2 separate regions of the Mus musculus genome follow, and region 2 is linked to region 1. The links are chromatin loops, found by intact Hi-C in ENCODE. Cell type or tissue: left cerebral cortex. All regions are shown on one strand. Links, peaks and the distances in the headings refer to the core of each region. The heading gives the core; the rest is flanking DNA.

Region 1 (8,336 bases), core at 94-8,093:
TAATACACTTCAAAGTTTTCAAAAACTCCTAATAAGTTTCATAGTATTAACATTTCAAAACTCCATGATAGATACAACCAATATCAGAGAGACTAAGAAAATGATGAACTCCTGTTTATTAGCTGTCTGATAACCAACACTTCTTGCTTGAGAAGCCTTGTTCTGTGCTTTGTGTACAGTTGGCCCTTTATATCTATAAGCTCTGTCTGGAAATCTAATCAACCCAAGATTTAAAATATCTCCCAAAATTGCTTATGTGCTGAGCATATAAATCTTTTCTCTTGTCATAATTCTCAAAACAGCATGGTACTATAGTTGTTTATATAACATTTACACTGTAGGAAATCTCAAAAGCTTTTTGATATCATTTAATGTGTTTGAGATGATGGGCATGGGTTCTGGACAAATACTACCCCACTTTTATAAAAACCTTCAGCATCTGCAAGGTTTATTATCCATAGGGAGGTCAGGAACAAAATTTCAAAAACCCAATTATATATTCATGATATATGTTCTGTAGGTAAAGAAGGGATTAAAGAGGTTAGATCATGGGGATATGTCTCACTGGAACAGCACTTGCCTAGCATGCTTGAAGCCTTGAGTTCTATCACTAGCATTAATAAAGTCAGATATTTTGCCTTTGTTCCTAGTTACATGATGGTGAGTTATAGTTTTTAATGCATCTTTGAAGTTTGTGTTCTCTACAATTCCTGGGAATAGCAAAAAAATGAGAAGCCTGGAGCCTTTATATAATTAAGGGAGATGCTTTAAAGTACTCATATAAAATTAGGTATAACTGTGAATGTTTTCTGAATACATAAGTGAATTTTTATGAATGGAATGAGAAATTAATTATAAGACTTCAAGTTTTCAAAAACTCCTCAATATAGTATATATAGTATTATAGCTATATTTTATTATTCAACATAGCTATTATTCATATAACATAGTATCATTCATATAGCTTATAGTATTATTCAATATTTTCAAAAGCCCAATGAGTACAAATATCAGAGTGTCTGAAGAAATTACAAAATTATTTATTACCTATCTAATAATTCTCTACACAAGATGAGCACCCCTACTCCAAAATCTGAAATCTGGCATAAAATAACTTCACAGGTCACAGAATGCAAAGACTCTCAGGGTTATACATGATACACAGTGTCAATCGCAGTGTCTTGTCCTCATGCTGCTACAAAGAACAAAGACTGGTGTCTCAAATTGAAAGCCACATAAGTATATTTTCTTTCTTCAGGTCCATATTCCCAAGAATGGGCTGTGTTTCTTTTTTTTCTGTTTGTTTTTATGTTTTTGTTCATTATTATTATTATTATTAGGTATTTATTTCATTTACATTTCAAATGCTATACCAAAAGTCCCCCCCCACCCTCCCACCCCCACCCACTCCCACCTCTTGGCGCTGGCGTTCCCCTGTACTGAGGCATATAAGGTCTGCACAAACAATGGGCCTCTCTTTCCACTGATGACCGACCAGGGCATCTTCTGATACATATGCAGCTAGAGACACGAGCTCTGGTGGGGGGGAGGGGGTACTGGTTAGTTCATATTGTTGTTCCACCTATAGGGTGGAAGATCCCCCCAGCTCCCTGGGTACTTCCTCCAGCTCCTCCATTGGGGACCCTGTGATCCATCCAATAGCTGACTGTGAGCAACCACTTATGTCATTGCTACGCCTGGGCATAGTCTCACAAAAGACAGCTATATCAGGGTCCTTTCAGCAAAATCTTGCTAGTGTATGCAATGGTGTCAGCATTTGGAGGCTGATTATGGGATGGATCCCCGGGTATGGCAGTCTCTAGATGGTCCATCCTTTAGTCTCAGCTCCAAACTCTGTCTCTGTAGCTCCTTCCATGGGTGCCTTGCTCCCAATTCCAAGAAGGGGAAAAGTATCCACACCTTGGTCTTCGTTCTTCAAGAGCTTCATATGTTTAGCAAATTGTATCTTCTATCTTGGATATTCTAAGTTTCTGGGCTAATATCCACTTATCAGTGAGTACATATCATTTAAGTTCTTTTGTGATTGGGTTACCTCATTCAGGATAATGGCCTCCAGGTCCATCCATTTGCCTAGGAATTTCATAAATTCATTCTTTTTAATAGCTGAGTAGTACTCCATTGTGTAAATGTACCACATTTTCTGTATCCATTCCTCTGTTGAGGGGCATCTGGGTTCTTTCCAGCTTCTGGCTATTATAAATAAGGCTGCTATGAACATAGTGGAGCATGTGTCCTTCTTACCGGTTGGAACATCTTCTGGATATATGCACAGGAGAGGTATAGTGGGATCCTCCGGTAGTACTATGTCCAATTTTCTGAGGAACCGCCAGACTGATTTCCAGAGTGGTTGTACAAGCTTGCAATCCCACCAACAATGGAGGAGTGTTTCTCTTTCTCCACATCCACGCCAGCATCTGCTGTCACCTGAATTTTTGATCTTAGCCATTGTGACTGGTGTGAGGTGGAATCTCAGGGTTGTTTTGATTTGCATTTCCCTGATGATTAAGGATGCTGAACAGTTTTTCAGGTGCTTTTCAGCCATTCGGTATTCCTCAGGTGAGAATTTTTTGTTTAGCTCTCAGCCCCATTTTTTAATGGTGTTATTTGATTTTCTGGAGTCCACCTTCTTGAGTTCTTTATATATATTGGATATTAGTCCCCTATCTGATTTAGGATAGGTAAAAATCCTTTCCCAATCTGTTGGTGGCCTTTTTGTCTTATTGATGGTGTCTTTTGCCTTACAGAAACTTTGCAATTTTATGAGGTCCCATTTGTCAATTCTCGATCTTACAGCACAAGCCATTGCTGTTCTGTTCAGGAATTTTTCCCCTGTGCCCATATCTTTGAGGCTTTCCCCCACTTTCTCCTCTATAAGTTTCAGTGTCTCTGGTTTTATGTGGAGTTCCTTGATCCACTTAGATTTGACCTTAGTACAAGGATATAGGAATGGATCAATTCGCATTCTTCTGCATGATAACTGCCAGTTGTGCCAGCACCATTTGTTGAAAATGCTGTCTTTTTCCACTGGATGGTGGACTGTGTTCCTTAATCCAACCCATAGTATCAAAGCTAGGAAGTTGAATTTCTAAGCACTCCAAATGTTATGAGGAAAGCAATTTTTAGCACCACACCCCTCTTATTGATGGACAATACTGTGTACAAGCCATGGTAAGACTTCTCGGATTCCAATCCTGCCTCATCCTCTCAAGACTCTACAACCGGGGCAGAGACCATATTATCTCCACTATGGGGATGTTGTGAGAACCAATATATTAACATGGAAATGCAAACGGCACGTGCAATGAAAGCATTAGTGAGGATACTGATTGTCACCAAGACGCCCTTGCCTTGATTTGCAAGCTGAGACACACTAGCACAAAAATGGCATAACTGGCAATAGCCAAACCCAGGAATCCCTGCCTATCGTCACTAATCCTTTCCAGCTCAGATGGAAACAGCTATTCTCTCAAATCCTGTTTTTCTCCTTGGCAGTATATAGGAGCTTCAAGTGTCTTTGGCAGAGGAGAGAAAACAAGCTGAACACCAACACAGAAAGATATATATCGCCACCTTGTGGCTTTTTAGAGAGTGACTCTTCAGGCATTTTCATTTCCCAATGCCTGGTTGAAGGGTCATAGTCACCCTGTGCAAAGGTAAAACTACAACAGGTGGCCAGAGTACATTCAGCAACACAGAATGCAGAGGCAGAGTTAACACTTGGATGTGGGGAACCCTGGCTGTACTCTGGCATAAGGCTTCATTTCACGTTGAGGAAAATTGGACCTCAAACACATGAGAGATCAGAGATCAGTCATTGTTGGGCTGTGGGTCTCTGGACTCCTGTTTCAGTCAGTGACTTTTTGACTATATGGTGCTATAGATCACAATATAGAAGTCAAACACCCTTCATAAAAAAATTTCCTGAGTCTGGGTATGGGGACAGTTGCCTCTAATCCTAGTGGTTGGGAAGTAGAAGCAGGAGGGTCAAGAAAAAAGAAAAAGAAAGAAACTGGTCAACATCCTTCTGTCCTGACAAAACCACATACAAAAGATGTCACAAGGCTATGATAGATGAGGGTTACATAGAAAACTAACTCACTCTTACTCTCTCTCTCTCTCTCTCTCTCTCTCTCTCTCTCTCTCTCTCTCTCTCTCTCTCTCTCTCCCAGAAGCAAGGAGAGGCATGGTGTACAAATTCCTAAGGAGGGGGGAACTCTACTTGAGTCTTTTAATGTCTGGCTAGGGAGCTTCTACTTCTGGGCCCAGCTTCCACCACAAAGAGACAGGAAACATCACCAGGGCTACATGTCTGTTCCTTTTTTCCTGTAGCTTTAAGACTTTGAACTGTTCTACAAAAGTCACTGTCCTGGTCAGAGCCAGCTCATCCTAATTTCCTGTGTGTGCTGACTATTTTGATTGTTTTCTTTTTTTAGAATTCAATGAAATTTTGTATCCTGTAAAATCTCCATACTTCAAATTTTAATTTAAAAAAATACACTCTCAAACACACACACACACATTGCTTAAGCCAAAAGAATGAAAACCTTTCACCAGTACAGCCTGCATGGCACACTGAACATTCTCAAGGATAGTGACAACTGACACATTCAGACACAAGATTGATTTGGTTATAAACTGACCTTATATTGAGCCATGACAACATGGGTGTCGTGCCTCCACCAATGACCCACACAGTGAAGAAGACAATGAGCAGTGTGGTTGTGAACATCATCTGGCGGGCATACGATGCCGTGTCACGGATAGCCAGTGCAAATGCCATCGCTCCTCTCAGGCCTGTGGCAACCAAACAGGAAGGTCTTCTGGTGATGTGAGGACATGGCAACAACTCCTCAAAATTAATTGTCACATGTGGGGGTAAAAGTTCTAGCCACATGCTCTGGGAGCCAGGATGTCTAACCCAGAGAGAATCGCCTTAGAAGTGCGCAATCTTCTTTGCAGCTGGCTTTCACAGAATTTCCAGTATGAGAAAAAAAGCACCATTTTGTACAGCACATTCTAGAACACTGGCTACTATTACTATTTAAATGGTTCTCTTGCTAGTGAGATGAAAGAAAGAGAAACATGCATAATAACGAGCTCTCTACGTCTTCTATCCCGTCAACAGAAATGCTGGCTGAGTATGAATATATCCGATGCACACTTGTGGAAAACAGGGTGTTATTTTTCTTAGCAAAGGAGAGAGTACCTCACTGAATAGTGAAAAGACAGGTTGACCTGTAGCAGGGTTTTTGAGACAGGGTCTTATATAGCACAGGCTGACCTCAAATTTAATATTTACCTAAGCATGTTTGAACTCCTGATCCTTTTACCTCCCCCTTCCTAGTCTGCGATTATACATATGTGCTACCAAGCCCAGTTGATTATATTTTAATCATATCACTGTTGGCTAAATAAAATGTATTTTCTTTATATATACATGTATGTATATATATTTACCTGAAAACATCATCATGTGTTGAAAATTCCAGCCAATCTTATGCCTTCTGCCCAAGTTGAGGAAGAAGGAGAGTGGGTAGATATGTGCAGCTCTTCCCAGGAAGATGGCAACCTGACCACCAGGTGATAAGGAGCCAACACATTTCCAGAACGACACTTCAAAACACTCTGATTGACCATAAAATTTGAGCAGCTACTCAGAGAAGCTTGATTTCCCCCTACAACAATCCCTCAGCAACAAAATGGGAGTCATTTGGTCAACTTTTCTACTTCTTAGTTCATTAATTTCAAGCTTATAAACACATTGTAACTTTTGAACTAAACTGAACTGGTATTGGCAGATTCCTCAATTTCTCAAAAAAATGAGCCCAGAAATAATCTAAAGTATGATAGCAGGAGCATGGGCTAAATGAAGCACACACTATGTTGGGCTCTATTTAAAAGAGAATGGCAAGAAAGAAAAGTAAGCCTAGATTCGAACTGTAGAAAGTTTGCTGGGAAAGAGCCAACAAGCTTCATTTGCAAGCAAACATCAGGGAGTTCAAGGCCCAGGGAGCTCAGGAAAATTAGAAGTGAAGAAACTGCGTATTCTTACCACAAACAGACATTCTCTCATACAAATTAACGCAGAGAGAGTTCTCTGCTTATGTAGCTTTACTGCTCCTTGGGAGTGTAAAATGTAGAAAAGGATGAATAAGAAAAAGGGGTTCTGCTGTGAAAAGCAAAGAATTCAGGGAAACTGGTCATCTTTTCCTTGCCAAGTTTAAACAGCACCCAACAGAGAGAGCTGCCCAATCCCCTGGTCAGAGAAGGAAACTCAGACAGGAGCCAGCAAACAGAGCTTCCGTCCAGCAATGCACCAGCTGCAGGAGCCACAGCTGTCTCAGACAGAAGCCAGGGACAAACTATCTTCTACTTCCTCCAGGGTAAAGTGCAAAGTGTTTTTCTGCCTTTTTTGTTTTTTCTTTCTCCTTTCCTTGTTTGATTTTGTTGTTAACAAAAGGAAATGACAGTGCTTGTAAAGCACATTCTACTCAGAGGTGAAAGAAAAAGCCTCAAGTGGTCAGAAGCCTTTTTGGACTCGCAGAGGATGTGGCTCACCCAGCCAAGAGGCCCTGATCTGTAAACAAGGCCCTCCTCCCACTATCTCTTCCAGGATGCCATGCAGGAAATACAAATCAAAGCAACATGCCAAGTCTTAGTGAAGGAAAGCCAATCCCACGGAAATTAAGCTGTTTTTTAGTGACTATGTGAAGCCACTCAGTAAGATCCTAACTAGGATTCTGGCACTGTCACTATCTAGCAGCTAAGGAGGGGCAGCCCTACACTCTTGCACATGAAACCAAATTCCCAGAAGAAAAAAAACATTCTTTCTAGAAGAGTTAAGGATTCCCATGAGGCCTTGAAAAGGCTAAATAAATAAATAAATAAATGTAAAAAATCAATAGGAACAGATCTTAAAAATCCTGCCCCAGAAAAGTGACTTCAGTGACAATAGTACAATGGTATCTAAGACCATGTGAGCAAAGCCATCAGCTGCTGAGCCACTCCAGGGCACTCACATCCCTCCCTCCTATCTAACCCAAGCACCCAAAATGCCCCACTTCTGAAATATTACATCCCCAAGGGTTGACGTCAAAGAAGTTTTATCTTTTCTTCTCATCCTCTTTCTCATTCCTTCCTCCTCCCCTTCAATTCTATCAGTTTTTTATCTGTTCTTTTTTCCTCATCTCTTCCTTCTTTCAAACCTCTCTTCCTTCCTGTTTTAGAAAAAACAAAGAAGTCTCTCCCAGCATAATCTAAGGGGCAGGGCAGCTTAGCTGAAAGTATGGACACTGTCTACACACACACAAAGGCAGCATGGGTTGGGGCTACCCAAGCTAGAATCTGCAGCTGAGAGCAAGAAGAGTGGAACCTTCTAATCACTAGAACCAGGGAACTGACTCTGTTACAGCTGACATGACAATAGCGACAATAGCATATCTACAATAATTCTGGGGTCTGGCATGGTTATTGACTTTTAGATCTAATCAGGACAGAACTCTACAAAACAAATGACTGCCCAACAAACACTAGCTTAGAACAGAGAATGCCAGAAAAAAAAAGACAGCCCTAGAAATCAAATATATTCAGCTTTAGGAAGCTTCCCACCCCCACTCCCTACCCCACTACAAATACACTGAACTAGAACGGACCCAGCTACCCATTCTAATCAGAGTCAGAATCCTCTTAGTAGTTGCATGCCTTTCCCAGCAGAGGTCACTTCTGTCTACAATGTCAAATAGGAAAAGGATACAAAAGCACCGATGATGAAAATGGGGCTGAAAACGTGTTTCTGGAAGGTGAACAGTGCCAGGCCCATGTAGGAAAAGATGAAGTTCTCTGCCAGGAAGTGTAACACCTCAAAAAGCTGCAGGAAGAAGGAAAAGGGAGGCTGTGAACACTGCATTCCTGGCTGCATTCCTCCTGTCCAGCTACTTGGCAGCCCAGCGGGCTCAAGGACCACTCTTACCTGCTTGCTTCGACTTCGAGATTCTACTGACAGGTTGTTATATGTGTAATGAGCTTGTGTAATCCCACAGAAAAGGACAGCTACAACACCTGTCAAAAAGAGTTTCTAAACGTCAATGGGAAAGACGAGACCAAAAAAATCTACTGACATGAAAATCCATGGCATGCGAGACTTGCCTAACTCCAATCCTCCTTCCCTCCCTCCCCCTACCGCCTTTCATCTGCTCCTCCCTCTTTTCCTCTCTCCCTCCCTCTCTTACAGGCCCTGCTGCAGCCCAGCAGTAAACCTACCTGTAAACCCACAGGCTTCCGCCAGGAGAAAGGTACTCCAGGACATCAGGAAAAAA
Region 2 (8,336 bases), core at 103-8,102, 100 kb before region 1:
ATACTTGTACCGTGTTCCCATAGATGTGTCCCCAGGCCATTGTCAGCCACCCTACTACCCAAGCTACTCTGTGGCACAGGTTGGGAAATGAGCCTGTGTGCCTACCCACTCAGTCCATGGCACAGGCCTGAACCCTCCCAGACACACTTGCATGGACCCCACTCCATGGTCTCACGTTACCCCTGTCAGCCCTCCAATTTCTTTCCATTCTGGTTCACATCAACTCTAAGCCAAGTGTACACTAGACAAAACTCTACCATTTGTCTCTTTCTGTGTGTATCTCTTCATGTGGTTTTCTCTACTGATACAACCTGTCAAAGTCATTTAACAATTAAGAGAAGGTTTTCATTATATCCTGCCTTGGTAAATAAAGATTTTTTTAAACAATAAAAGGTTAAAGATCACTGCCTTAAATATATGTTTAGCCTTAATTTTGCTACTGTCCTTAAGCTATAATGTACTCTATTGGCTAGATACATTCTCAAACAAGTAATTAAACAAACACAGGTTGCTTAACTCAGATTTTCTCAATAGATACTGCTCTCTCGCAATCTTGTCAGAAAACTGCTAAGTATAATAATGTTTCAGCTTATGACAGACAGACTCTCAAAGCCTGACAGTTACCCCCCCAAAGTCTCTGATAAGATAATGGACACTGACAAGACTGCCTGGATTGTGGTATGATGACCACTGAAAAACACCACCATTGCCTTGCCCACTGCCAGGGCTTGGTCTACACTACGGACAAAACAGGATACCCTGAGAGTCAAATGTTTCATATTACCTAAGTCAAGGTGGGTCATTTCTCATTTCACACTTATCTACTCCACAGGAAAAAGGGAAAAAAAAAAGCTTTTCATCTTCTGGCAGCCAGACTGACTCTGCCCAAGTTGCCATGGAGATCACAGGGACCTCGGAACTGTTTAGGTAGTGGACCATAGATCAAACTCTGTCATTTTAATTAATACATGACTCCTAGATTATAATTTATTCTTCCCCAGATTTCTGACTATATTGACAGCTAAGGTAACTGTAGCTTGACAGCTAGAAAACAGACCTAGAATGATCGTGGGAAGTTGAGGGAGAGGGAGATGTGGGGGGAAGGGGGAAGGTGGAAGGAAATGGGGGGAGACAGTATCAGGAACTGGAGGGGATGTGAGAGAGGTACAGAGGGTCAGGAAATTGAACAAAAATATGTAACACCGGGCATGAGGAACTGGGGATAGCCACTGGAGGATACCAGACACTGGGGAAACATGAGACTCTCAGGACCCAATGGGCATGACTTTATATTTTATTTAGCTGAAATATGCAGAGAAGAGGGAGATAGAACCTGTAGAGACCACCTCCAGTAGATATGCATAGCACCTGGTCTAGGGATGGGGCTGTCTATCTCAAAGTTTTAACCCAGAAATGTTCCTGTCCAAAGGAAGAACAGGGACAAAAAAATGGAACAGAGACTGAAGGACTCTCTGGGGACTGCCCCACCTGGGGATCTATCATGTCTGCAGACACCAAACCCCACACTGTTGCTATGGTCAAGAGGTGCTTGCTGACAGGAACCTGGTGTGGTGGTTCTGTGGGAGGTTTGGCCAGCAACTGACCAATGCAGATATAGATACTTGGAGCCAACCATCAGACTGAGCTCAGGAAACCCAGTGGGGGAGCTGGTGGAAGGATTAGAGGAATAGCGGGGGATTTCAACCCCATAGAAAGAACAACATAGGCGTGCTGGACCACCCAGTGCTACCAAAGACTAGACCACCAACCAAGGAATGTACTGGGAGGGATCCATGGTTCCAGATACATATTTAGCAGAGGAAGGCCTTGCCTGACAACATGGGAGAGGAGGCCCTTAGTCCAGTGGAGGTTTGATGCCCCATTGTGGGGGGACGATTAAAAGGTGGGGAGGGAGAGGGTGGTTGGGAGGGAGAGGGAGAGGGGGAGTGTGTGGGGGAGCATCCTCATACAGGCAAAGGGGAGCGGGGAGAGGATAGATGTGGAATAGGATGAGGGGTTGGTGCAGGGTAACCAGAAAGTGGGATATCATTTGAGATGTAAACAATGGGATGATTAATAAAGTTTTAAAAATTTTTTAAAAATCAGACCTAGTTCCTTATCCTAAGGTAATCTGCCACTATATTAGCTCATTAATAAATTCATTAACTACCTAAGACTGCCAGGTTTCTTACAGACTTCACGATAAAGGATACACAAGTTCAGATGTAAGTTTTCACAGATGTAACCTGTTACTTCCTTATGTAAACTCAGTTTCCCATCACTAAATGCTCCCCTTCTTATGCCATTGTCCTAACATTAACCAATAGAGTTCATATAAATTAGCCTAACTCTAATAAAACATTCTACTATATGATCCAACTGTATAAACACAAGTTCAAATTTTAAATTCTCTTTGATTGTCTTAAAGTCTTTCTTGTGCTGAATCTACACTATAAGATATCATGCTCAAATGTAAGTTTCCCTTGGTTGCCTTTTAACTATAGACTTAATGTGGTTTTCTTGCTAAACTATATGATCAACTATAATATTCACAAGGTCAATGTTTTGAGTTTTCTTTGTTCCACAAATATAAATTTAAAATTGTTTCTCTTTATGCTAAATGTATACATATCCAGTCCCCTAGACAGAAGAAAAAAGCCCTTCTTGCTCCTTCTGCTCCACGAAAAGGTTTTGTTTTCCCTAAGCTCATCTTAAAGACTGTTAATGTTAACAAATCTATCTCCTTTGTAAATGTGTAAGCTACAGGAAACCCACTCATAACTACCTCTCATGGACCAAATAGACTCCATCCAAATAAGCACATCTACCTACTCCAGAGGGTAGAATTCATCTCCTGTGCCCTGAAATTGGGAATTACCTCACCCACAACCACCAAGACCTAAGGGTTTCAAATGTACTTCCAAAGAAATAAATGTTCCCTCCCAAACGTACTTAACTTTATTCTCTACCTATAGTGTGTGTGCGTGTGCGTGTGCGTGTGCGTGTGTGTGTGTGTGTGTGTGTGTGTGTGAGTGTTCAGCATCTTGTCACATCCAGGCATTTAATTCATCCAGGAGAGCTCCAGAGAAGTCACCCTCAGATGCTCCAATCTCCTCTCATAGATGCAGATGTTTCTACTGGACCTGCTCTTTCCTATCTATCCACAGATGGCTCCACAGACCCTAGATAGCAAGGAAACAGCCAACTCTCCTAAGGCAGGACCACATCCCATTACCCATTTTCTTAGGTTTCCTAGAGACATGTCACCTCAGAGTCAGCAGGAAGTAGCTAAGGATCACAATGATGACCCTATTCCTGCTCCACCATCGCCTTTTTCAAAATTTTCCTTTTTTAATTAAACCAAAACAGGGTAATGTTGGCATTTAGTCTAGGCTCTGCCCCACAGTTACCAGGAAATATCCAGGTGTGCCTGACTCATTATAAAAGGAGCTACTTGCCCCATCCTCTCTCTTTCTCTCCTGCCCTTGCTAACCCTTACCCTCTTTTCCCTCTCTCCCCATTCCCCTCCCCCCTTCCACATGCTCACGACCAGTCTCTACTCGTCTCTTCTCTTGCTCTGCCTTTCTCTGTCTCTACTACCCTCTCAGCTACCCTCCCCATGCCGTGAATAAACTCTATTCTATACTATACCATTGTACAGCTGGTACCTCAGTGGAGGAAGGGATATCTCACTATGGGCCCACAGAGGCACACAACTATCTATCAACTGAGCTGTGACTCCAGGTCCCTCTCCCATCTCAGAGTTAGTGTTGGAAGATAAAGCCAAAAGGGACAGTTGGAGGAGGATAATTGTAATTTTATTGTCTCCATTACTGGGCTTGAGGTTTTTATAACTAACAACAGAAGTTATTTACATTCTGCTCAGCCATATATTTCTCCCCAAGTGAGCCCAGAGCAACCTTTTTTGCTTAAAAAGGGAAAAGGAAAAATATAATGGAAGCTATTAATTTTATGTTGCAAAATAGTATCCTTGCTACAAAGGAGATTAATACATAAGTGAGTGAATGTTACTGATGGAAAATGAAGAGGTTCAACATGGTTTCTTCTGACAAAAAAGTAGCAAGTAATGACACTGTTGGGAAAGGAGTGCAGTGGTACCCCTGGTTGGAGAAGAGCAGAGAATTTTGAATAGTCCTAGAGGCTTGAGATTTGGAATTGACAGGATGTCTGAGGTTAATGGTGTTAAATTTCTCTTGGTGTAAACATGTCCTTTATGGAATGTTTTGCAATTGTGTTTGTGGGTTTGGGAAAGAATGGCTTTTCTAGGGGAGTAATGAATGACAGAAGGCAAGGAAGTTTAGTTTATTGCCATGAGTGTTATTAAAATAATGGCACAGGACCAGTAAGATGGCTCAGTGAGAGCACTTGCCTAGAGCTGATCCTAGCAACCTGAGTTCAATCGCCAGTCTCCAGGACATGCAAGATGAGAGAAGAGAACCAACTCCCTCATGTTGTCCTCTGACCTCCATACATGTGCACACACAGGCACACAGGCACGCACGCACACACACACACACACACACACACACACACACACGAATATAATTTGAGAGAGAGAGAGAGAGAGAGAGAATTGCCCATAGTCTTTTAGATGAACACGAAGATTTGAGAAAAATGTAAAGGGAGTGGGCAAGGTGGATCAGAAATAAAGAATATATATACAAGTGGCTGGAAAGTGTGAGAATTGTGGGCAAGAAACAATGATTGACAAATACAAAATAAATAGTTTTCATATATAAGGAATACAAGAGAAGGGCTGGAGAATTAGTTCAGTGATTAAGACCACTTACTGGAGACCCAAGTTTGGTTTGAAACACCTATAGCTCTGATTACACCCATCTGCAACTCTTGTTTCTGGTGATCCAGTGCCCTCTTCTGGATTCTGCTGGGACCAAAACAGGAAGAAAAAAAGTGTCATTCTCCAGGTGGGGAATCATGTCCAGTCACTGGATGCCTTCTGTACACATTGTGACTCTCCCTTGCCTGAAGTTGGTTGGTTAGCAAACTTAAATTCGTTTTGAAGGAGTTAGGGAAAGGTGGAGTACACTCAGTGCACCCCAGAGGGTGTCCCTGCCCTGTGGCAGCCCTGTCCAGCTCTAGCCCGGCGTTGAGCAAACCCAGGAGCAGAGCGTAAGTGGGCGGGGAGAAGTTTCGGGTACCATGGGCAGGGCCTGCAGCTGCTGAACCGGCCAATGAGCGCTCTCAAGAGGCTGAGCCAAGAAGGAGGCTGAGTGTGCCGCCACCACTGCCTCCCAAGTTTCCTGTAGTGGATACACCGCCCGGCTGCTCCACTCCGCTCCACCCAACATTGAGGGAGACCCGAAGAGGCCGGAGCCGAGGACTTTGGGCTGGGTTTTCTGGACAGAACCAGCAGGCGCCTACTCTGCTCTGGGTGGGGAGAGTGAGGATTCGGTGAACTATGAAGGGCCGGCGGCGGCGGCGCCGAGAGTATTGCAAGTTCACGCTGCTCTTGGCGCTGTACACGCTTTTGCTACTTCTTGTCCCCTCTGTACTGGACAGCCACAGCGAGCAGGACAAGGGCAGGAACTGCCCCGGCCTGCAGCGCAGCTTGGGTGTGTGGAGCCTGGAGGCGGCGGCGGCCGGGGAACGTGAGCAGGGCGCTGAGGTGCGGTCCCTGGCCGAAGGAAACCCGGATCGATCCCCCGGGTCCCCCGGCAACCTCAGCGCCGTCGGTGAGGCGGTGACCCAGGAAAAGCAACACATCTATGTGCATGCCACCTGGCGCACCGGCTCGTCCTTCTTGGGCGAACTCTTCAACCAGCACCCGGACGTTTTCTACTTGTACGAGCCCATGTGGCATCTGTGGCAGGCACTGTATCCGGGCGACGCGGAGAGCCTGCAGGGCGCACTAAGAGACATGCTGCGCTCCCTCTTCCGCTGTGATTTCTCTGTGCTGCGCCTGTACGCGCAGCCTGGGGACCCTGGGGAGCGAGCACCGGACTCGGCCAACCTCACCACGGCCATGCTTTTCCGCTGGCGGACCAACAAGGTCATCTGCTCGCCGCCTCTGTGCCCCGCCGCGCCCCGGGCACGCGCGGACGTGGGACTCGTCGAGGACAAAGCCTGCGAAAGTACCTGCCCGCCCGTTTCGCTCCGCGCCCTGGAGGCCGAGTGCCGCAAGTACCCGGTGGTGGTCATCAAAGACGTGCGGCTACTGGACCTGGGAGTGCTGGTCCCTCTGCTGCGTGACCCAGGCCTCAACCTAAAGGTGGTGCAACTCTTCCGAGACCCTCGGGCCGTGCACAACTCGCGCCTCAAGTCGAGGCAGGGACTGCTGCGCGAAAGCATCCAGGTGCTGCGCACGCGCCAGAGGGGCGACCACTTCCACCGGGTGCTGCTGGCGCATGGAGTGGATGCCCGTCCGGGAGGCCAGGCCCGGGCTCTGCCCTCGGCGCCACGCGCTGATTTCTTCTTAACCAGCGCGCTTGAGGTGATCTGTGAAGCGTGGCTTCGCGACCTGCTATTCACCCGCGGCGCGCCCGCCTGGCTGAGGCGTCGCTACCTGCGGCTGCGTTATGAGGACCTGGTGTGGCAGCCCCAAGCCCAGCTGCGCCGCCTGCTGCGCTTCTCTGGGTTGCGGACACTCGCCGCGCTTGATGCCTTCGCATTCAATATGACGCGGGGCTCGGCCTACGGCGCCGATCGTCCCTTCCACTTGTCTGCGCGGGACGCCCGAGAGGCTGTGCACGCCTGGCGCGAACGTCTGAGCCAAGAGCAGGTGCGCCAAGTGGAAACCGCCTGCGCCCCTGCCATGCGTCTGCTTGCCTACCCTCGAAGTGGGGACGAACGCGACAGGAAGACCGTCAGGGAAGGGGAGACACCACTGGAGACCAAGGCCAATTGGGCTGTGTAATACCCTGATCCCTGAACCCTGCCCCGGGGCGTATTCAGGTAAAGTGACACAGTATAAGGAACAGTATTTGGGGAGGGGGAATCCTGAAACAACCAGCGGGGTTCGGGGAGGGGAGTTGAAGGGTGGTTAGAGGGGTCAATGCTGTCCTGAATCACAAGCTATCAGATCACATCCAAGATCATGTCTTGTTTGATAGATTTGAGGTGCTTCAGTGAGTTCGTTCCTTACCTTCTCAGAGGAGGTCTTGGAAGTGAGAGAAGTTGTGTAAAGGTAGCTGAAGCAGCCTCCAGGTCTGCTCTCCCAGCCCCCTTTATAAGGCATCTAAAGTCCAAAGCCAGTAGAGAAAGTCTAAAGCACCCCAATGCAACTTGAGAAAGGTAACTAACATGGAGTGGAGTATAGGGTTTAGGAAGTCCTTCCAGGCATATGCCTGTTTATCCTGTGGGACAACATTTTGCCATGGTTGTCTGCTGTCAAAAGAAAAGCAAAAACAAGGTGTTGTGAAAAAGTTTGAATTTTTGCTCCTATTTATCCTTAATTTTTCTGTCTGATATTTCTTTGTCTTTCTCTTCTACAGCTCCAGGGCTCTCCTCCTGGGTACTAAGCACACAGGCACAGTAAGGCAGCTCTTGCAACACATTTGTGTGTTTCCAACCCTATTACAAACAAGTAGAACTGACATTCCTTTCCCCTGGCTTCGTGGGCCCTTTTCCCTCTTCTCTTCCCCTCTCTCAGAGGCTGACTGCTGTTTGCAGGATATCTGACCACAGGTCACAAAAGCTGCTTGATCAGCTTCCTCTGGTGCTCTAAGAAGGCTGGGCTGGGTTTTCCCCAACTTCATCATGGCATTTTTTTTTTTTTGATAGATGGGGCTTTAGACTGGCAGTTAACAATTTGTCAAGTAAACCCCTCTTTTTTTGCCATTTTCTATAAAGTGGTTGCTAAAATGGCCTCAAAAAGGCTCTCTCTATATGTGTCCAGTATTGAGTTAACAGATGGCGTGTAACACTGGGCCAAGGGAAGACTGTTCTGTATGATGCTCACCATAGGAATCTAGTCAGTGGCATGGGAATGCATTTCCCCAAACCCTGTGAATTGGAAGAGTGCCTGCTGCCTTCTGTACAGTGCAGACCAGAGGAGGAAGAAAAGCATTGCAGGAAGGCCGGAAGTGACTTAAGTTTCCATTCATTATTTTATAGTGTAATTCAGTATTCCCTGGGGATGGACTGGAGGGACAAAGGTTGAAGATGTTAATGAAGATGGATTTTTTTTTCTTTTTTCTTTTTGGTTAGTAGAGTGGTTTGGGGAAGCTGGCTAATTGAATTTGCTTCTCCCAGTAATCAAATCAGTTTTTGTAATTGCTAGGAAGTCTGTCTTCTTTCCTGATTTTCATAGAGAAGGAAAGTAAGACACAGGGTGACTCCTCATCTTAACAAAACCA

What was found. Hi-C counts contacts between places; a loop is a spot of excess contacts. Peaks named below come from ENCODE experiments on the same cell type or tissue, not always from the same donor. Only the 100,000 strongest peaks of a DNase experiment are listed, where the experiment ranks them.
Region 2: a loop joins it to region 1, with 4 times the contacts of the local background. A loop is called at or near these places in 10 of 42 quality-filtered maps.

The regions. Positions count from the first base shown.
Region 1 is chrX:20,154,154-20,162,489 of GRCm38, forward strand. It overlaps Slc9a7 (solute carrier family 9 (sodium/hydrogen exchanger), member 7), which reads right to left. Exons shown (of 17, transcript NM_177353.4): 8 at 8,281-8,336; 9 at 7,991-8,079; 10 at 7,775-7,888; 11 at 5,479-5,590; 12 at 4,662-4,815. Among named protein-coding and RNA genes, the nearest start is that of Chst7, 99 kb to the left of the region's middle. In left cerebral cortex, for the core only: CTCF peaks have their summits at 3,595 (motif pointing left) and 7,723 (motif pointing right); DNase peaks (open chromatin) are centred at 3,556, 6,290 and 7,766; H3K27ac peaks cover 448 bases.
Region 2 is chrX:20,054,276-20,062,611 of GRCm38, forward strand. It overlaps Chst7 (carbohydrate (N-acetylglucosamino) sulfotransferase 7), which reads left to right and starts at 5,295. Exons shown (of 2, transcript NM_021715.1): 1 at 5,295-6,933. The coding sequence starts at 5,441. The coding sequence ends at 6,895. In left cerebral cortex, for the core only: CTCF peaks have their summits at 4,905 (motif pointing left), 6,150 and 6,357; DNase peaks (open chromatin) are centred at 5,221, 6,131, 6,638 and 7,571; H3K4me3 peaks cover 1,915 bases.